Regions from separate parts of the Homo sapiens genome. Here region 2 is linked to region 1. Evidence: chromatin loops called from intact Hi-C (ENCODE). Cell type or tissue: sigmoid colon. All regions are shown on one strand. Links, peaks and the distances in the headings refer to the core of each region. The heading gives the core; the rest is flanking DNA. Region 1 holds the start of CHRDL1 (chordin like 1). Region 2 overlaps CHRDL1 (chordin like 1).

What was found. Hi-C counts contacts between places; a loop is a spot of excess contacts. Peaks named below come from ENCODE experiments on the same cell type or tissue, not always from the same donor. Only the 100,000 strongest peaks of a DNase experiment are listed, where the experiment ranks them.
Region 2: it touches region 1 in a loop (3-fold over the local background); 2 of 110 quality-filtered maps call a loop at or near these places.

What each region holds. Positions count from the first base shown.
Region 1 is chrX:110,788,692-110,799,928 of GRCh38, reverse strand. It overlaps CHRDL1 (chordin like 1), which reads left to right and starts at 4,112. Exons shown (of 12, transcript NM_001143981.2): 1 at 4,112-4,185; 2 at 7,714-7,841. The coding sequence starts at 7,748. In sigmoid colon, for the core only: no CTCF peak of the experiment used is centred there; DNase peaks (open chromatin) are centred at 3,568 and 4,058; H3K4me3 peaks cover 1,960 bases.
Region 2 is chrX:110,691,355-110,702,591 of GRCh38, reverse strand. CHRDL1 (chordin like 1) reads left to right here. Exons shown (of 12, transcript NM_001143981.2): 7 at 1,871-1,938; 8 at 8,261-8,429. Among named protein-coding and RNA genes, the nearest start is that of CHRDL1, 99 kb to the left of the region's middle. RefSeq lists an enhancer at 3,537-3,596. In sigmoid colon, for the core only: no CTCF peak of the experiment used is centred there; no DNase peak of the experiment used is centred there.

The DNA.
Region 1 (11,237 bases), core at 2,866-5,365:
AAATGGAGAGATACTGTGTTCATGGATTGGAATGCTCAACAAATTAAATTTGTCAATTGTCCCCAAATTGATCAATAGGTTTAATGCAATTTCTAGCTAAATTCCAGTAAGATATTTTGTAGACATAGACAAGTTTATTCTAAAGTTTATGTGGAAAGGTACAAGACCTAGAGTAGCTAAAACAACCCTAAAAAAGAGGAATAAAGTGGGAGGACCCACTCTACTTGAAATTCAGGCCTACCATATGTCTACAGTAATCGAGACTGCGTGGTACTGGTGGAGGCATAGACACATAGATCAATGGGATCAAATAGAGAAGCCAGAAATAGATTCACACAATATGACCAACCAATGTTTGATCAAGGTGTAAAAGCAATTCAATGAAAGAAAGATAGCTTTTTCAACAAATGATACTGGAGCAATTGGACAAAAATATATAGGCAAAATATGAACATCAACCTAAACCTTATACCTTTTATAAAAATTAACTCAAAATAGATCATAATTAAATGTAAAACTTTATAACACTTTTAAAACAAAAATATAGAAGAAAATATTCAGGATCTAGAGCTAGGTAAAGGGTTCTTAAACTTAATGCCAAAACATGACCTATATGACAGAAATTTGATACATTGGACATAAAACATTAAAAAATTTTGTTTTGTGGAAGTTCAAGGGAAGAGGATGAAAAGAAAAGCTACAGACTGGGATAAAATATTTGTGATAAGATATACAGGTGTCAAATAAACAATGAAAAGATGGTAGATATCATTAGGTTTTAGGGAAATGCAAGTTAAAACCACAATGAGATATCACTATATACCTACCAGAATGGCTAAAATAAAAAATAATGACAACAAAAAATGCTGGCAAGAATGCAGATAAACTGGATCTCTCACACATTTCTGGTGGGAATATAAAATAGTACAGTTGCTCTAAAAACAGTATGACAGTCCTTACAAAACTAAACATGCATTTACCATACAACCCAGGAACTACATTGTTGGGTATTTATCCCAGAGAAATGAACACTTACGCTTATTCAAATACCTGTAGACAAATGTTCATAGCAGTTGTAACCGAAATCTAGACTCAACCCTCCAATAGATGAATGGTTTAAACAAATTGTGATATATCCCTACCATGGAATACCACTCAGCAATGAAAAGGAACAAACTATTGATACCAGGAACAACTTGAATGGGTCTCCAGAGAATTATATCAGGGTTGGGGGAGAAGAGAGAAGAGACTATCTCAAAAGGTTGCATACCGTATGATTCCACGTAACATTCTTAAATGACAAAATTATAGAGATGTAGGACAATTTAGTTTAGTAGTTGACAGGGAGTAGGGAGAGGAGGAAGGGAAAAGATGGGTGTGACTATTAAAGTGTAATACAGGGTATCCTTGTGGTAATGGCGCTGTTTTATATTTTTACTGTGGTGGTGGTCACATGAATATACACATGCGATAAAATTGCATAGAATTATATACACAGGCAAATGAGTGCATATAAAACTGGTGAAATCAGAGTAAGATGAATGGATTGTACCAATGTCAGTGTCCTGTTGTGACATTGTACTATATTTATGAATGATGTTATCATTGGGGAAAACTAGGTGAAGGGTATTTGAGATCTTTCTGAATTATTTCTTACAACTGCATGTAAATCTACCATTATCTTAAAATAAAACTTTTTAAAAAATGAGTATGAGATTATGCTCTCATCCCTATTTAATAAACAGAGAAAATAAAGCATGAAGGTAATCATCACTTAAGTTTCTATAAGACCTGGTAGGATGTCTAGATTAGGACTCACCCAAATGGGAGTTCTCAATTCAGAAATCAAGATTGGAACTAATACAAAATACAAGGATGACTAACATTTACACTAATGAAAAACCTGTCAGAGAATTCCAGCAGCCCCATATACAGTTGCCTGCAACTGCATAAGAGATCTTAAGCAAGTTCAATAGAATCAACTCAATAGAACCAATTGAGAATAATTGCTTGCTTTAAGCCACTAGGTTTTCGGATGGTTTGTTATGCAGTAATTAGGATTCTACACCAAGCAAGGGAGTGAGTGGTTGTAGCCAAATAGATGAACTTTTAAATCCCAGTGAGTCTATTTATTTTAAATGCTAGAATTTATGTTTGTCTCAGACTATCCCTTGAAACTCATTTTCCAGAATACTCTGTAAGCATGTTGGAAGTAATGATGGGAGTTGGGTAATGCACGCACAAGAGAAATTGAACAACCAGTCCTTGCCCTTGAAGAACTCACAATCTAGTAAGACAAAACATCACTGCATTAAACGGCATGAGAACAGTTATAAGGCAACAAATCAGCAAGTTCAAACCGATATACAACAGCACAAATTGAATGCATGTGGCAGTGTATGGCTACCCAGGCAGCAGGACGGAGCTAGACATTTTGGGCCCTGAAGGCAACATTACAGAAAGGGCCCCCTTTCCTTTGTTAACAGTGAAATAAACATCACCAGCAATGCAGGGGCTAGCTGGATACTATTAACACTTCTGAAAAAGCAAAAGGAGGTAACGTTCAGGGACAATTATTCTTGTTTTAATTTTTCTTTGTTTTCTGTTCCTGATAAGTGGTTTGTTTGTTTGTTTGTTTGTTTTTTTGACAAGCCACAGTTTCTCTGAACATCAATTTCCTCATCTACAGACTGGAGATAACAACCAGAGAGTAGTGGGTTGAAAGTCAGGGAATCTGGATTGGAATCTCAAATTTGTCATTTACTAGCTGTGTGACCTTAGATACATCATCCTCTTCCCCCAATTCAGTTTCCTCTTCTGTGAAATGATGAAGTTAAGCTGAATGGTTCAGAAGTTCCCCACCAACTCTAACACTTGAGACCTCAGGTAGTTCGGTTGGTTTTGAGGGTTTAAAAAGTAATGTTGATGTATGTGAAAACACTCCGTAAGCCATAAAGTACTATACAGATGTTAGGAATATAGATATTTATCTAGTTCATCTAGAAAAAAGCTCTGCGGTTCTTCTCCAAATTTAGGGGCTTAAAATTTTGTCTGTCGAGGCAGCACTTTCCTGGACCCTAGAAGTTTCTGACAATTCTTTGCAACTATCACTTGTTGAATAAACACAAATTTGGAGTAGGCAGGCCCACCAAGGCATCAGCAGTGCTACTGTGATTTCCAGGTTGAGCTCTTGGCCCAACTTAGAAGCTTAGGGACTCATTTAAAAAAAAAATGGTGGGTATAGTGTGTGGCACCAAGTTTTCTTCAAGACACTTAACAGTTAGAACAGGCCCTTTCCATGAGGCTTGGGAGCCCAGTTTGTAAGAGAAAGTGGATTTCTAATCCCTGACCCTACACACACCCATCTCCACCCCGCCTTTAAGGACACCAAACCAAAGCTTTGTCACTCTGTTAGCCACAGTGTGGATATGGGAAACGCCGTGAAATGATAAGCAGCATGCTAGGGCGTGATTTGCGAGGAGGGTTCATTCTGTGTCCAGGGCACCAGCTCAGTACCAGACCAGGTGCACACCTCGGAAAGGCCTTGGTGCCGGAGGAGAGCGGGTGTGGGCTTCCAGGCAGGGGAGTCAGAGGGTAGTCGGTATCTTCAGGGCGTGCGCGAGTGGTGGGGAGCTCCTAGGTGCATCCAGTGCAGAGGGGGAGGAGGGACCGGAGGAGCTGTGCGGTCCCTTTAAGACCCCAACGCTCGCCTAGCCAAAGGAGTGGGGGCTGCAGTGGGGGCGCTGTGTGATGGGAAAGTAGCCGGCTGAGTCTCACACTTTCTCCCGATTTTTAAACTTTCGGGCCGGGGGAGCAGAAATAAAGCCATTGTGCCGGGGTGGAGAAAGTGTGCGTGCTTGCAGCGGCTGCGTGCTTGCGGACTTCCCGCCAGCGCCGAGCGGCCGGCTTCTCGGGCCAAGTGGGGAGCGAGCGGGAGGGCGGGCAGGTGGCCCCGGGCCGCCGCGCCCGCGCCTTGGCTCTGCCCCCGGGAGCCGAGCAAGCCGCTGCTCCCTCGTGGTGTGAGGGCGGTGATGTTTTTCCTCCCACCCACTTTTGAGTTCCCCCTCCCCCCTCGCGCGCACTCTAGCTCTCGCCACAACCTGCCAGCCCCAGACCTCGGACGAGAGCGCCCCGGGGAGCTCGGAGCGCGTGCACGCGTGGCAGACGGAGAAGGCCAGTGCCCAGGTTAGTGAGCAGTGCCCGGCGCCCGCTTCCCTCACCTCCTTTTCCAGCCTTTGCACAGGTGGGTTGCCTTCTCTTGGCCGGAGCCGTCCCTGGAAGTTTCCCCAGGGTGCCCCAAATTCCCCTGCCACCCCAACCTGTTCTGTGCTCCAGCAGTTAGCAACCTGGATGGAGGTGGGGCCCAAGGCTTCTGACCAAAGCAAGTTGGGGGTCTCTGAATTCGAACTCACAGCTCGTCCCTCCCCACTCGGCCTGCATTTCTTTATGCTCTGGCGCTTTGAGAGGTCACTTAGGTACTCCACCCTGAGCTACCCAAGGGACTCTGCAGTCCCCTTAATCACTGCCTGTATTCCTGAGCCTGTTTTCTCATTTTGCTGATGAATACATGGTAAAGTTAATGTAGCAGGGTAGATGGGCGAAAGGCTCCCTATCCTATCCTCTGGCCATCTGCCTCATTTTTTGTCCCTGACTACGGGGGTCAGAATTTGAGACACTAGGCTCTGGAAGCAACGTGGTATATTGCCAGAACATAGGGCCCGGAAAGCCTGCTTTCCAGTCCCTCCCAGCCCTGCCACTAAAGTTATTTGAGTTCTCTGGGTCCCCCCAGTGCCCATTTTGAAGGTGGAGTTGTGTGGAATGAAATGAAATGATAGAAAGGTGTTTTGCAAGCCAAATGCGAGGCATTGTTTGTCAGTCATAAGCAGCAATGAAAGCATTTCCTCCAACAAGAGATACCCTGGGTTAAAACTGCCATTTTCAGTGGCAACACACCACCAGTTAACTGAACTTTTCTTGCTGGGTGGTAGAGTGGGGAGAGGATTTCAGCTGATGGACAAGGGCCTGGGACTCCAGTGTCTTTCTTATTGTTTGTCGGAAAGAAAATTGCTACCCTAGGGGCTGTCCCACAGATGATAGTCAATGTGAGATTACAAGGTCAGTCAAGCCTCTCAGGAGGATTAAAGAGACACTGTGGGGCGTGAAGAACTGGCTGACATGTGTTCATCCCTTAGCCTTCCTGTGGGGATGTCTCTTTGCTTCTGTTCTACCCAGGAGACCTGTTCTGAAAGTGGGCTCCTGACACTTGATGGCCCAGATTGCCTTGCAGTCACAGCTGGGCAAGGAGCAGTTGGTCCCTTTGCTTAACGCAGATGAACAATGTGAATGCTTGTTTCATGGAAGCACCTTAATAAATACCTTTCTTTTGGTACTTGATACATTTCTCTTTCTCTTGTAAAACACAGGAACTCTCCCATCCCACCTCCACTACCTGTGTTAGTTGCAGGGTTTTGTTTTTTTGTTGTTGTTGTTGCTTTCTTGTTGGGTCCTGGATCCCCTGAAGCATGTCAATGGCTACATGTCTAAGTAACCTGTAAAAGAGCCAGTGCAAGTTCAATGGCACAACAGCCTGTGTGAAGCAGACAGAGAGTTAATGCAGAAATAACTCCAGTTAACTGGGTCAAAGTATAATTTGAAAAATTAAGGACAGTTTGGCTCTTTGCAAGAATAAGAGTCGGCTAAGTTCGCTGAGCAATGCTTGCTAGTGTTTACTGCTGCAGTCCCAACACATGTTTTGAACCACCCCCTTCCCTAAAAGAAAAAGCTGAAGAGATAAAGAGAAATTGAACAGTGAGGAGATCTGGGGAGGGAACTCTTCTTGGTTCATATTTCTGCACAGAATACAAAGGCAGGACTTCAGGATCTTGTAAATCAAAAGTGAATATTTATAAAGCGATTCATTTTCTGATGTTCTCCATCACAGCCTGGGAGGCCACACAGATGACAGGAACGCCAAAGGAGATTAATTGCTCTCTAGTTACCAACTTTTTTATTTGCTCATAATATTAGTTGGGACCTAAGAAAGGCAAAAAAATCTATGAGCTGTTTTCTTGCCAACTTGAGTTATGAAGCAATGCTACAGTTCACCGAATCGCCCAACCATTATACAAGAAAAGCAGCCCTGTTGATTCTCGCATGGGGAGACCCTAAAACCATGGTTTCAGAAACACCCGTTGAAATCCATATATGAATGTGATAAATTGGATTTCAGTGGTTAAAAATCTTTCTCTTTTGGAGGCTTGGGGAATAAACTTATTAGAATAGGCTCAGGAAGAACCTCACTGAGGTGGGTAGCTGTGTTAAATTGTTAATGAAAATGATTTGTTTCGAATAAACGTGGTAGCCCTCAAGGGACAGTAACATTCTGAGTGATTGTAAGTGGGCCACAAACTCACAGAGGGGACCAAGACATCAGAACTCAGGTCTTTAGATGGGTAGGAACATGTCCTGAGAGAATTTGGTTCTTTAAGGAGCAGGGAGGAGGTAAAGAAGGAAGGCAGACGGTGCTGCAAATCTTGTTTGATAGCACAGATTACTCTATCATCAGTTCTTCCTTGGTTATGCATTCATAATTGAAACAGTGGATTTTGAATGACCCAGGCAACTTCATAGCATTTAAGTAGGAGCTGTAGCATCTACTTCAGAGCCCAAAGATATTCAACTCTCCAAAATGATCGTTTTGCATTCCTTCAAGTTCTTTATGTGCAATATTTAGGTTGGACTTTCTGGAAAGATCAATGAGTTCATTTCCCATTCAGATTGAATCTGGTGTTTTTAGAACATTTCAATATTTTCAGATCACCCATTGGAGGAATTTTGCAAACTCTAACATCTGTGGAAATGATCCGTGACTAGATGTGAGCTACAGCAAACTTTCTGTGTTCCAAGGTTCAAAAGGTTTAAGATTTCTACCCCTTATACTGGGAATGCCAATCTCATGTTTTGAAGAACTGTAGTTGTTTTAATGGTCTTTTGCATGGTGGTGCAAGGTGAACAAATTATCTATTTAATTTGCCCAATTTCCCCTAAAAATGGCCCATTTAAAATTTCCATTTTACAATGGACTTCTTGGGGGAGGAATATGTTGGAACCATTTTAAGCAGTAAAACTTTTCAGGTGTTTAATTGCATCCATTTGCTAATTACATCTATCTTTTGCAATATTAGTTGCCAAACCAAAGATCCTTGTAGATCTCATAGAGGACACAGGAGAAACTGATCAATTTGTACTTCATTCCAAAAGGATTAAAAGTAGTCTTGAAGCTAAGATTAGTTAACTTTCATTTCAGAAATTGCTTGGTCTCATGCTTGTTACTTTTACCTTGTTTGCTAAAATAACCGTTTTTGCAAGCTAAAGTTTCCCTTTTCTCCCAAAAAAATCTCTTGAGAAATCAACTTTAATTCCCTTAGAAAGGAAGATTTCAAAATTTATTTTCATTTTCCTATAACTTGCCTGTAAGGACTTAGCCTCAGCTTTGGATAGGAATGCACCCTCATTCACTTGAATTTTCACCCACAAGCCTTGCAAGACAGGAGAGGCAAGTCCTTTATCTTGTGCAGGCAGACAATACTTACACTTATGTAAATTCTAGGACATTTTTTTTTTATTCTAGCAGGTTAGAAGCCTGAGCATCAGTGACCTCTATCATTTCCAGAAGATCTGTGTTAAGTCTTTTTTCTGCTTTCTTCCCAACAGCTTGAAGGTTCTGTCACCTTTTGCAGTGGTCCAAATGAGAAAAAAGTGGAAAATGGGAGGCATGAAATACATCTTTTCGTTGTTGTTCTTTCTTTTGCTAGAAGGAGGCAAAACAGAGCAAGTAAAACGTAAGTGTCTTGCATTTGGAAAATAATACACTTTTTATAATTTCTTTGAAAATGTGGCTATAATCTGTAGCAATTATGATTTAGCCCAAATGTGGCCGTGCCATTATTCTAAGAGAAGAAAGTGAATGTTACTGGTTTATGCATGAATTGATAAAAGAATGAGAGCTTTGAATCAGGCCAACTAAATTTGGGGCTGTTTTTCTGATTATCATGTAGTCTTTGTCTCATAGAACATATGACACATTAGCTTATTTTCTCTTCCCTGTTCTAAACTATACAAATCTCATTACATTTTACGTAACTCTAGAAATATCTGACAGATGAGCTGGAATTTTCCCAAATTTCAGACTCTTCAGCAAAGGCTTTCAGTTTATGAAAAATAATGACACAGAAAAGAAAAAAAAAGAAAAAGAAAAGCAGGCTCTGCCTATTCCCTTATGCCGAAAAACGAGGAAGGACGAAACCTTCCTATGAACTGGGCTCAGATGAAAAATGTTTTGAGGAAATTGAGATTCCAGGGACCGTTAGCAAATTGGATGCCATTTATTGAAAAGAACATCCCCGCAAAGCCAGGGAATATTTCTAGAAAGTCAGCGATCCGTGTAATGGGCTAACACATTGGAGAAAGCAGAGAGTGGCAGGAAGTGGGGGCGGGGGGGATAATTAACCCTCCTTGCTGCCACGTTTAGGAGATTTATGAGTAACGGTCGACATATCCGTTCTTGCTGCCTTTGCACAATGTGGGTCTTACCTTCTTTGGGCCACTTGCAGCCATCTCTGAGGTAGATGCTTGCTCTAAATTTGAAGGAAAAGCCTAAGCTCTAGTTCCCCTTTTTGACAGCATCAAAAAAAGCACAAAATGGAATTGGTCCAAGAGGGGCATTCTCTGCTTCACTGAACTTATTCATGAGAAGGAGCTGTGAAAATATTCTTGGTAGGAACTGAAGCAGCATCTGAAGCCCTTCACTTAAACCTTTATCTCTTTTATCACATAAGTTAAATAGATCAGGCAGAAGGCTTGCTGACAAGGAGAACAGTGCCAAGCCTATTCCATCCTTAAGTGTGTTTCTGTCCCACTACAATTTTCATAGTAAGTGTAGTCTTCTTCCTGGGAGAAACAGTGTTTAATAGTGTTTTTGATTATGCTTTTGAGCATGAGCGGTGTATGGTGATATCTAGTATGATTGGGACACAAAAGGAAGTTTAGTGGGGCATGATCTCAGCAAGGAAGCTTGGATCAGCCTCTACTCTTGTATCCCTCAAATTGCTTCCTTCTTCTTCCACTTGAATATAGTTCATCTCAGAATCCTCCTCTTCCAGAAGCCTTCCTTGATTTAAGTGGATGTGACAGAAGCATCCATGCATTCTCAGCTCAGCTCACAATTAGCTGGGCTTAGGGATGAAATATTACTCAATAAGTACAATGTACATTATTTGGGTGATGGTTACACTTAAAGTCCACACTTTATGCGATATATCCATGTAACAAAACTGCACCTGTACCCCTTAAATTTATACAAAAAAATCTTCCTGTCTTAGAGAGAAACTTCCCTTATAGCCTGTTAATGATGACCTCATGGGGAAAGCTTGTAACTCTCAGAAGACCATCTCTTATGGAAAGCCTTTCATATTTATGAAGAATTGAATATTGTCCATGAAACTTAGACAAAGAAAGATGTGACTTAAAAAAATTACAAACCCAAATCTACTACTTTCTAATATTTCCTTGTGCTGATGAATTTGTCCCAAGCCCTTTTGATATTCAATTGGTGCCAAAGTGATTATGTAACAGATGGCCTAGGGCACCAGATCTGGTCCAGTGTTTCAGGCTTATTGTCAGATGATGACGCTAAGGTCATGGTCCTTCCCTTAGTGAGCCACTGAGCATCATTATGTGTGTCCATGCCCAAGCTAACTGTTCTGAAGACATGCAAAATCATCTCTGCTAAAGGGAAAACCTCAAAGCATATGTCCTATATATGCTGTCTTGATATATGCATGCACATACACAAACACACACAATATGCATGCACAGAGATTTATATTGCAGCTCTAACAGTGAGAAGTCAGAAGCAGTGGAAATGTCAGTTCATAGATAAATAGTTACAAAAATGATCCAGGTAATGCAATATAATGCTACTATTAAAAACACTGTTTATTGAAAATTTGGTGGCCCTGGGAAATGCTTGTTAACTTATTTTTAAGTTTCTTAAATTATAAAATTAATATATATGCTTATTATACAAAACAACATGAAAGCATCTGAGCTTCATATGGAACATGTGTCCCTAAACTCTCATTCCACTCTCCTGGGATAACCATTATTAGTGGTTTGCTGTGTGATCTTCCAAACTACTTTCTTTGTTTTATAAAATTATATATACATGCCTGTATGATATTTTATTTTACAAAAATAGGATATTATATACACTTTTCTGTGATTTGCTTTTGCTCAATAATGTGTGTAGGACATCCTTCCATGTCAATACATTGCAATGTAATAGTGCCATATTCTTTCTAATGCTTGCATGGTTTGCAGTTGCATAAGTTTGCATTGGTTTATTTAACCAGTCTATATTTGTAGATATTGAGGTTGTTTCCGGTTTTTGCTATTAAAAGTAAGACATTTATGAACATCTTTAGGCACTTATTCAAGTATTTGTGAGAAATAGTCGAAGTGCATGTTCAGTTTTAATCTTCATAAGTACTGTCAAATTGCCCTTCATATAAGTTGTATTAATTTATGCTCCCACCATCTATGTATGAAAGTCCATTTCTAATTCCTTCACCAAGATTATAATCAATCTTTGTATTTTGGGGCCATTTTAATAGGAGAAATAATCTGTAAGTTTTGCTTGGTATTTTTCTCTTTCTGCAGCATCTTTTCGATTATGTACTAGTTCAATTTTATTTCTTCAGTGAATTGTCTATTTTTAGTTTGGTTGCTTGTGATATTTATTTGTTAAAAACTTACTTATTAACCTTTTATATTTTAAATATTATTTTTGATATGCCACTTGTTTTAATCTTTAAGTTGTATTTTTCCCATATAGAAGTTTTAAAATTTTACGTAGTCAGATCTGTCATTCATTTTCTGTATGGCTTCTGGATTTCTTATTCCTAGGAAGGTCTTTCTCACCCTATATTTTTATATTTTCTTCTACTGCTGCCATAATTTTATGTTTTACCCATAGTTCTCTATTCCATCTGAAATTTATATTCCTGTATGGTATGCAATGGGGAACTAATTTTTTTTAAATCTCCGGATGGTAGGTTTATGAATGTTATTTTTGCTCACTTTTATGCTTCTGTCTATTCCAAAATTTCCACAATTGGCAAGTTTCACTTTTAAAACAGGAGAAAAGCTCTTTTTAAAGTAAAAGTACATCTTATTTC
Region 2 (11,237 bases), core at 4,001-6,500, 98 kb after region 1:
AACCCTTTTCTTATGGAATGGACATACCTATTTGGGAGCCAGGTAACCTAGAGTTTTGGTGTTAATTCTCACAAACTCATTATTAGACTCTGAATGGCTACTTCCCCTCTCAGCCATGGTTTCTTCATCTGTTAAATGGAGCAGTTGGACAAAGTTATGCTTGACGTCCTCTATACTTCTAAAACTTCAGGATGCTTAGTCTTTTAGGCAATCAGAAATATGTAAGAGTGTTTGAAGAAGACTTTGCAGAGGAGAGAAAACTTAAATGGTTTTCACAGGCATGGGGGAGCTATGGGGTGTGGGAGATGGAAGGTAATTTCAGAAGAAGAATAACATGAGCTACAGCACGGAAGCAACAATGGGAGTCCAGTATTCAGTGAAGAGCAAGTAGCTCAAAGGGTTCCCATTGAAGAGTAGCTGAGATCATTGGGTAGGCAGTAGGGGGTGATTGTAGAGAGTCTTGGTTGGGAACCCACTGAGGGTTTTGATCAGGGAATGACACGATTATACAATCAAAGTGGTGTTTTACTGTTTTATGAAGATTAACCTAGCAAATAGTTAAATCCTCAAAATTCATTATTTTTCATCAGATAATATTTGAATTATGAAGATTTACAGTCATACTCTGTTATAAGTCACTGCCTGATTCTAATATTGCTATCAAACTAATTTTTAGGTCGTTTTCAAGCCCTTAAAAGCCTATGATACTACCTAATTTCCCCTAACACTACTACTACATGCTTGAACTGGTAACATGTTACTCTTTTTGTGTGTGTGTGTGACAGGGTCTGGCTCTGTTGCCCAGGCTGGAATGCAGTAGCATCATCTCGGCTCACTGCAACCTCCACCTGCCAAGCTCAAGCAGTTCTTCTACCTCAGCCTCCCAAGTAGCTGGGACTACAGGTGCACACCACCATGCCCAGCTAGTTTTCGTATTTTCTGTAGAGACAGGGTCTCCCTGTGTTGCCCAGGCTGGTCTCAAACTCCTGAGCTCAAGTGATCTGCCTACTTCGGCCTCCCAGAGTGCTGGGATTAAAGGCATGACCCACTGCACCCGGCGTGTTACTCTTATGAAGGCTTGAGAGAGTAATCAGAATAGAAAATTCTTAGTACTTACACTTTTTTGTGTTTCTGGTTATCTTATAAAATATATGTTGAATATTAGGTTTATCTTCAGCCATATATATAATTTAAATAGTACTCATTTCAAGTGATGCAAACATCTCTAAGACAAGGCTCTTCCCATTCGCTTGCTTGGTCAGAGGTAACACAAGGGCAATATTCTTGGAAATGATCCTCTTGTTTTTTAATCAGTTGAGGTATATCCACAGCTCTTGTGTGTTTGTTGCTCTAGAGGCTGAAAGTAGAATATTCTTCCTATAAGCAGTTACTTTAGAAGATAATGATAAGGAGTTCTCTGTCCAAAGAGTGGGTCATGTAGACCTAGAGAAAGGTGTGTCATAAGAAATTATGACAGATCAAATCCTCAAAACTCATTATTTTAATGGTAGTTTAAACAGAAGTGAATTATGACCTGCAAAACACTTAACTGTCACGAAGTAAAATGAGCAAAAGTGACAGTGATGGTTAAATTAGGTGGAAAGTGATTATTTTCCTTTTATTTTCCAAATTCTGCATAATGTTGCTAGGACATCTATTTAGAAAGTGGCAACTTTCTTCAGAGTTGTTTTGAAAAATGAGGCACACCCAGAGAAATCTTTCACAGCCGCTTTTTGAAGGACAGCCACAAAAGCAAAAACACTTCAAGAACTTTGGGATCATAGTACCAAAAATGTTGCTGGGTCACAAGGGTGATAACTTTCCCTTTTATGAATGTATGATTTTCTCCTTATTTCTTTTTAATAAACAGGAGATGGAGAACTGTCATGGGAACATTCTGATGGTGATATCTTCCGGCAACCTGCCAACAGAGAAGCAGTAAGTGTGAATAGCTCAAATAATTCAACACTCCACAGCATCAGGCCAAGCTTTCCTCTCCTCGTGGCTACTATTCTAGCAAATCCAAAAAAAAGGCCCGATTTCTAACACCATTTTTCTTCCCTTTTCTCAAAGTTTTTAATGTCATCACCAACTGGAAACCATTTAAGTACACTGTAAAATTGGTAACTGGAGGCAGGAAATGTGCACAAAGAAACCATAGCCCCAGCCCTTTGTCTAGGTCAGAAGTTGGTACTCTTTCAGGATGACTTGCCAAGTCTTTATGTGTTCTCTAAGGAAGCTAGGTCACTCCTATCCTCAACAGTGAGGACCTTCTGTAGGGTTGTAGGATACAACCATCTTTTTGGTGGGATTTGGTAGGTACTTCAGACATGTCCACATAAACTCTTTCCCAAGCCTTAGGCTCTCAGTCATACAGTTGGAAAAGAGGAAAGGTAGCAGTCTGGATTCTCCTCTCTTCAGCCTGGTGATGTCTCCCTTCTGTTCTCTGCACTAATCTCAGAATAAGCCTCACAAGTAGGCATCTGTCTATGTAAGTAATAGCATCTTTTGTTCTTTTGTATTTTGAAGGAATTTATAAAATAGCATTCCTCTCTAAAAATATATGTCTAAGAAGCTTTACACTACAAATTTCTTAAAATCTGAAAAGGAGATGTTCCGATTCAAAGAATCTATCATACAAAATGCACAGTGGTGACCATTGCACATAAATAGGTGTTCATCACATCCTTGTACAAAAAAAGTATGCAAGGACATTCACTGCGTTGTTGTTTTCATAAAAACAAAACAAATGGAGACAACCTAAATGTCTACTAGGGACTTGGTGTGTACATCCAATTAATGGGACACTGTGCAGTTGTTAAAAGAATACGGTACATCTAAATGTAGTAAAGTGAATTGAGCTCCAAGATATGTTAAGTAACAAAACAAGGTGCAGAATGAAATTGTACACTATCACTTCTTTATGTAAAAATTGTATGTGCATGTATATAAATGCATATAAACCAATCTGGAAGGTCACATACCAACATGTCAGGTGTGCTAATCTTAAAGGAGTAGAAGTGGGCAGGAGGAAAGGTAGATTTTGACTTTTTACTTTATATTTTCTGTATAATTTGATGTTTTCCTATAAGCATCAATTAGTTTTGTAATAAAATATATTTGATTTTCTAAAACCCTAGAAAAATCTCAGCAAGGATTGAATATGAGGCAGGAGTCCAGGGAATTACAGGGCAAGCCTGAGGATATTGAGCATGTGAGGAAGATGTTGATAGGGGATGCAGTAGAATGACTCATACAAACATCACAGTGCTGCTGAGGCTGGGCTTCCTGGTCATCACATGGGCCACTTCTAACTTGCATGCTCCCAGCTTGCCAACACCCAACCCAAAGCTTCAGCAGTGAGATGGAACCATTTCTATTTGTCTTACTCTCTATCAGTATTATTTTCTGAACACTGCTGTTTCTGAATAGTTGCAGAAGAATTGGGGAAAGGGGTTTGGAGAACAGTACTCTGGACATCTCAAAAAATCAGCATCCTGCAAGAGAGGGTAGGCTTCCCTGTTTGCTGGTTAATATAAACCCTGAGGAAAGATTTTCTCCACCCAACTCTATCTGCTTTATAGTAAGTGAGATTCCTTCCAGAGCCTGACAGGAGATGATGTCAGTCTCAGTTTTCTGTGTTGTCTGTTCCTCTTTTTCTCAGCCCCTATTTTTTATTGTGGTAGGTAGTTGAGAGTGGCTGAATTAGTGGCTGTCAACCAGATGTCATTCTAAACCAAATTTAGAGTTTAGTCACCTTAAGCTATGTGACTTATTCCCTGAGAGGCCCCCACACTAAGCACTATGGCCACCTTAGCAGTCTTGCTGGTAATGCCATGAATTAGCCTTTCTTCTTGACTTCATTTTACACTGCCCTCAATTCCAGCCCTTATCTTTCAGCTTCATTGACAGGCCTAGTGATAGGCCTGGACTTAATCCAGTACTTCCTGTAGCAAAAAAGGTCGGGTACAGAATGTGGGCCCTTGAAATAGTTATTGATTTTCAAAGGAGTTCAAGACCTATCTTTAGAAACAAACATTTGTGCCTGGTAGACCAAAATGGCCATATGGTTTCACTTTATTATAAATAAATATTTCCCTTTGTTCTAAAAGGGATAGATATTGTGGGATATGATTTGAATAATAAATAGCATCTGTAGTAATGGAAAAATATATACCTGGCACATAGTAGTCACCCAATAAATAAACATTGAATGAATGGGTGTGGGAGGTGGCGTAAAATGTGTGTGATGGTGGAGTGGGGAGGGGGTTCCTCATTAATTTTAATGCACAGGAATTTGTCTCAAATCAGAGATAAACTCTTCAAATTTGTTGTTTGCTCTTGACCAGCCTAAAATGAGAAAATAGGAGAATCCCTTCTGAATATCCTTTGCAGGCCCAACTTCCTCAGGGCAAGAAGAAAAGGCAGCCCTAACAACAGATTTCTTATCCAGGAGACTGTCCTTTTCGTAAACTGTTCCTATTTACCGGGAACCAGCAAAACCTCTGTTCAACAGAAATACAGCTGACTGGTTTCTTTTGCCAGGTGGTCTGAAAACCATCGGCTTAGCAAGTTTTATGAAGTGCACAGGAAGAGGAACCAGTGGTTCAAATATGACTCCTTTGTAAAAACCTGAAACAGTTTTTGTTTGATTTCTAAGTTGTAATTTCTCATGAATTGGTCCTCGTGCCATTGGTGGGGAGTGTGTCTGCGTGTGTGTGTGTGTGTGTGTGTGTGTGTGTGTGTGTGTGTGTGTGTGTGTGTGTGTGTGTGTGTGGAGTGGTGTGGTATGTGGGGAGGAAGAAGTAGGTGCAGACTAGAAAGCCAAAACATGAAAGCATGCATAATTTTGTTTTGGACAACAGCCAAGCCCTGATTTTTGCCCCCTGTAGATTACGTTGAAATTTACCATTAAAAAAAGTGAAAGCGTTTGGGATAGAAACGACATGAAACAGATAAAAATCCATGTCTCATTTGTACTGTCAGAACAATGGTTTGGGAAGGAAATTGGCCTAAGTGTCTTCCAGCCAGAGATAGTCCTAGGTTGGTAGTGATTAAGATACAATGTTTTAATGGCTGTATGGATTAGAATATATTCTGAAGCCGCTTTTTAAATTAAACTTTTTTTATTTTGAGATAACTATAGATTCACTTGCAGTTGTAGCAGAAAATACAGAGAGATCCCATATTCCCTTTGCCCAGTTTCCCCAAATGGTAACATCTTGAAAATCTATAGTACAGTATCACAAACATGAGGGCCCTTTCTGGACCCTGATGTTTTCTTGTCTACACCAATAAAACTCTTATATTTTAGACTTTAGAACATGAAATTCTTGGGGGTCCTCTACAATAGTGGGGATTTTTCAACACTGGAAAAGAACTGTTTTAGAGCCACCTCTAAAGCCTGAAATATTTTTCAGTCTTTCAAGTAAGTAAATCAAAAAATACCAAAATACTGAGCAAAATAAAAGATCATAGCTATATGGTCATTTCTAACTGGTTTTGACCCGCTCTCTCAAGCAGGCTAGTTGCAGCTAATTTTTAAGATAAGCTCCAATTTCACTTACAACTTCAGGGCGTTAATAACCTTTTTCTCCTTTGCTCTGAGTTACAAGGTCAGAATGGCCCCTCATAAGTCTCTTTCATTTGTTTAGGGGAGGAACTCTAAAAGAACCATTACCCTTAAATCAAAATCACACACCACCACCACCCACTCCAGCCCCCAAACAGAAAATCCTTTATGTCAGTGATTCCCAACCTTGGCTTCAAACCAGAGTCTCTTGGGGAGTATATAAAATCCTAATGCCCAGGCCTTCCCCCAAACCACTTACATAAGGATACCTCAGAGCGGGACCCAGGTATGAGTATTTTTTACAGCTCACCGGGTGATTTTAGTGTATAGCCAAAGTGGAGTATGTGGTATATGTGGTTGTGAACATTGTAGCTGAATGAACTTTTGTATCTGAAAGAACTTCTCTTTGCACCAGCTTTTAGTCAAATGGTTATAGACCACTGAGTTTGATTGGACATTCTTTCTTCCACTTTCTCCTTCTTCTCCTTCTCTTCCTCCTTCTATTCATCTTCCCCCTACTCCTACACTCCTACCATCTCCAAAAACTCAATCTTCATTATCACCATGAGTAAACTGCCTCTCCTCCTTGGCCTCAGTTTCTCTGTCTGTAAAACAAAAGACTTCAACAAGATTAGGTTCTGGGGGACTGACTGGTCTACAATAGGGCCTGTGATCAAAATTCTTGAGGATTTTGTTTTTTCATCATGATCATTTTCCTACCATTATTATATGTCCCAGGTCTGAGACGTTGGTGCTAAAGAATGGCTTTTCATTTTGTGTTCACCATCATGAGTCAGAGAACTTCTCGTACTTGCAGCTTATCCTGGGTCAACAACCTTCCCTCTCTAATTCTATCCCAGTCCAACTGCTTCTTTTTAGGATCAGTGGGACACCAACCAGCCAAACTGTCCTCTATGTGTTCCTTTGGCAAAACTTTGCCAAACTTCAAAAAGGACAGAGCAACCTATAATGGCCTTTGTGGAATGTGAGTGATTATGGCAGAAAAGGACATATGAGCCATTGTGGGAATGAGAAATATTTGAACTGAGAATCCTATCCATGTGCATGAAAACAAACTGATGCAAATTTTTATTTGTGTGAATTTTGATAGCAATGCACCAACATAGGCTCTTCTTAGATAGAATAACATTGTCTTTCAAAAGGCTAAAAAAGGTCCTCTTACTTCAGCTCCTGTTTACTCTCCCTTTCCCCTACCAGTGGCCCCTTCCTGCCAAGAGGGCAATAATACTTCCCAAAGTGAAATTTGCAACATGCCTGTCTGTGGCCCATAACTTTAAACAGTGTTTTATGGGATATGGTCAGGGGACCCCATAACTATCTTCCCAAGGTTCCTCACTATTTCTGTCACTGAATATAAAGACCTTCCTTTTCAATTGCCTGTGAAAGAGTTTTTTAATGGGTTCCCCCTCCTTCACCCCTAACAATTGCCTATAAAATACAATTAATCTTACTTGGCTTTAAGCCTTAAGGTTCCATTCTTCATTCATTTCATCTTCTTGTACCCCCAGCCTACTTTAGCTCCTGGGAGAGGGGTGGGTAGCACAATAGTCTGGTCATCACGTGTGTTGAACCCTTGCTGAAAGATTACTTGTATGACAAGACTCTAAGCTTTTCTTAGGTACCAGAGTTTTGTTCACTCAACAAGTATTTGATGAACACCTTCTAGATGCCTGACACTAAAATCTAGGCACTGGAGATATAGCAGTGAACAAAAAGTCCTTGATTTCGTAGAGCTTACATGCCAATACTGTCATGTACTATCAATTCTTCTACCTATAAAATACCTAGGGTATTTGTACTGCATTGTATGATCTTATGCCATTACCTGTCTTTAGAGTCTAAGTACATCTTATCAAGACTATACTCGAATCTCATCTTTTCCTCCTATCCAGTTCACCCTATGCATGATCAGGATTCAATGCTTTGAAACAGTTCTGATTACATTATTTCTCTAACTTTAAAAAAAAAAATCCCTCAAAGCCTTCTATGCCCTCACCTCTATTGCTTACCAAATAAAGTCTTCACCCCTTAGCCTGTCATTTAAAGTCTTCCATGATCTGGCTTCAACCCACTTTTGGAATGTTATTCTGCAACTGTTCCCTTTTATGGACTCGATGTTCTCTTCTTCACCTTCTCAACTTGTAAACCTCTGCCTGGACTATTCCACTTAACTTCTGCCTGTAAAAAAGTCTACCCATCCTTCGTGGCCCAGGTCACAAGCCCTCCCCAACTAGAAGCTCTCTCTTTCTCCTTCTGATTTGCACAGGACTGCTTACTTCTTCTGCAGCCTCTATTCACATTCTGCCTTGCGTGCAGACTACTGTCTTAACTCTTAAACTGAAATGTGAGAGTCTTGGCAGCAGGAAGGACGCTTTAGCCTTTTTGGCTCTTTTCTCCCTGAGAAGTTTGCCTGTAAATCTAGTCCTATCTTTTAGAAGAAGAGAGATAAACCTTGGCAAGTTGTCATTAAAAAAAAATTTTAATGAAAAAAATGTCAGCTGCTTGTACATGACCACATCCCTATTTCTATTGGTGTAGGTAAGCATGCAGCTGAAATCAGAGCTCACCACTATAAATCAAAATTATTGAATGACTTCTAGTATATAACTTAATCTCTGTGATCTCATTGGTGGCTTTTGGACTAAATTTGTTCTTGTTATTTTACAGAGACATTCTTACCACCGCTCTCACTATGATCCTCCACCAAGCCGACAGGCTGGAGGTCTGTCCCGCTTTCCTGGGGCCAGAAGTCACCGGGGAGCTCTTATGGATTCCCAGCAAGCATCAGGAACCATTGTGCAAATTGTCATCAATAACAAACACAAGCATGGACAAGGTAAGGGGCATCCTTCTTTTGTATACTTCCACAACAAGGCTTCAGCAGCCCTGGTCTTTGCAGGGCTGGAGCTGGGAAAGGACCCTTTCTCCCAGGAATAGCCCATATTCACTTGTGGCTCACTTAGCATCAAGTCTGTGGGTATAGTCAGGTGACTCCAGGAGACTCTTTGGACTTCCTTAAATGCAGCCAAAAGAGCATAGTCCGGTCCCTTTTGTAAACAGCCTCTTGTATTTTCTCAATTATCCCTGGGGATTGTAGGTCATTTGGGAAAATTTCTTGGGTCTTTAACAGAATGAGTGATTGTCTGTGTTTTAGTAGGGGACCCAACATTCAAAGGTACTCAGTGCCAAACATCACTGAAGCTCTTATCTATACCTTAGAAATAGCAATTCTCACACCTCAATGCACCCCAGATTACCCTGGGGCTCTCGTTAAAGATACATATTCCTAGCCCCACACTCAGATTCTGGTTAAATGTGTAGCATATGAGACTATCCTTAGAAACGAGTAATCCAGGTGCAGTGGCTCATGCCTCACAGCACTTTGGGAGGTCGAGGCAGGAGGATCACTCGAGGCCAGGGGTTCAAACCAGGCTGGGCAACATAATAAGACTCTACAAAAAAAAATTTAATGAAAAAATATTAGCCAAGTATGGTAGTGAGTGCCTGTAGTCCTAGCTACTTGGGAGGCTAAGACAGGAGGATCACTTGAGCCCAGGAGTTCAGGGTTACAGTGAGCTATGATTGTGCCATTACACTCCATCCTGGGGGACAAAGTAAGACCCTATCTCTAAATTAAAAATTTTAAAAAGGAAAAAGAGTAATCCAGTGAGAAATCCCAAAACCACCTGGCTGAGCACCAGGAAGACTGATCAGGTTAAGACTGACATGCTGTCCACTTAGTTGATCAACTGGCTACAGCAGGCACCCATAGACTTCCATAGCTTCCAATGTCTTCTTACACAGCATTTTCTGGCCTCCACCCGCCCCCTGCCCCCACCCCCACACACACCAGTAGCAGGAGTCAGGGAGGAGAAACTCAATCAAACAATTGACTGCTTCTTACTTTTTTAGGCCTCCTGTCAACCAGCTCGTTGGAGCAAGGGCTCAGCTGTTTCCTTTTATGAAACCACAAACATGTTTTGTTTCGTTTAAAGGGAAAACAAATCAAAAGCAGTTTTCTGAATGGGTTAAAAGTAATAAATTATTAAACCAAATGATTGAATAACATGGGTGAAAAACAATCCGTTACAAAGAACTCCTACCATAAATCTCAACAAAGCTAGTCAAGCCAAAGCTAGTTGATCACATCTGTTACTAGTTAGATGTATATTTCAGATTACAGATAAAAAAATTAAATTGCTTTTGAAATTTGCAGGCTTAAAAAAACATTCGAAATAAAACCATTAATGGAAAATGGTGATGTAGTAGAAGAATTGGAAATACTTACTATCGATCTGTGTTTGATTTGTATTTTATTATTTTTAAGTTCCAAGGATTTCTGATAAAAGCTTATGAAATCAGGAAGAAAGGTAAAGATAGCTTGATTTTCAATTCTAAATTGCCTCCAATAGATTCCATTTGCTGTGAAAGTATTTCAAAGCCTTTTAAAAGTGTAGGGAAATGGATTTTGAAAATCCTAAATCCCATAATTTCCACAAGGTCTCTTTAATTTCAGGGCAGAGGCTCATCCCTTGATTTTCTCCATGTCCTACAAAAACCCCAGCTGGTTTACATTTATTCATTTGCCCCCACTGATTTGGATGCAACAGTTCTGTTCTGACCTTTCTAATATAGCTCACTGAGGAATCACTTGTCCCCACCCCCAACTCCCAAGCTGGATGATTCAAAATCATCTCGATAATTTTTGGGGTAAGGAGAGGGCTATGTTTCCCTGTCCAGAATTAACTTCACCCCATTCCACTGCAGAGTCTCATCCAGTCTAGACTATTCCTTTAGTCCAAATGTTCAGGGGAGATGGAGCCTAGCTATATAACACTGGGAATCCTGCCTGCCCTGCTCATCATGGATCGTTCTTTTCCTTACATCTCTTGCTAATAATGTGGTCCTCTGATATATCTACTTGGCTCCTTGTTAGCATCAAATAAGAGAAATGATAGGAATCCACCATTTTGAACTTGAATCCAGCCTAAATTTTCTTGAAGCATACTGTGTGTCCACTTGATCACATTGTCTAGAAGGGAACGTTACTGTTTGGGGAGAAAAAAAAAAAAAGAGGTAAGGGCAGGAGAGTGAACAGCACATCTGGCCTGTCTTGTGTGATCCTGTCCACAGCCCTGACCTCACAGTTGAGGTGTCAGCTCTCCATTTTGTCTCATTGTAACATTGTGAGCCACTCCAGTTTAGGTTATTGGAAATCTTTACGTGGGTTGACCAGTTAGAGTGTCCAGTATTCTAGCAGCTCTTGCAAAGGACAGGAAAAGGCAGCTAACATTATTCTTATTTCTTAATGTGACTCAGTGGACTTGATGAGAAAGAACTAGCCCAGTGATTCATCCTTCTGAGGCCATTGTCTTGCAGCCAAATCAGCCAATTCCTAGAAATGCATCAAGTGGGACTATTTCTCCCCAACAGCCCAGCCTGAAGTGATACAACCCACCCTAGAGATGTTGTTGATTGGGATGCCAACAGGTTTCCCTGGGTGTGATGAGGTGATGGGAATAATAAGAAACACACCCAGTCCTAGTCATGACTTGAAATCTCCACAATGTCTCAGCACTCTCAAAAAGGGAGATAACTCATCCTCGGACTTCCCCATCTGCAGCCTTGTGCAGTTATCTTGGAG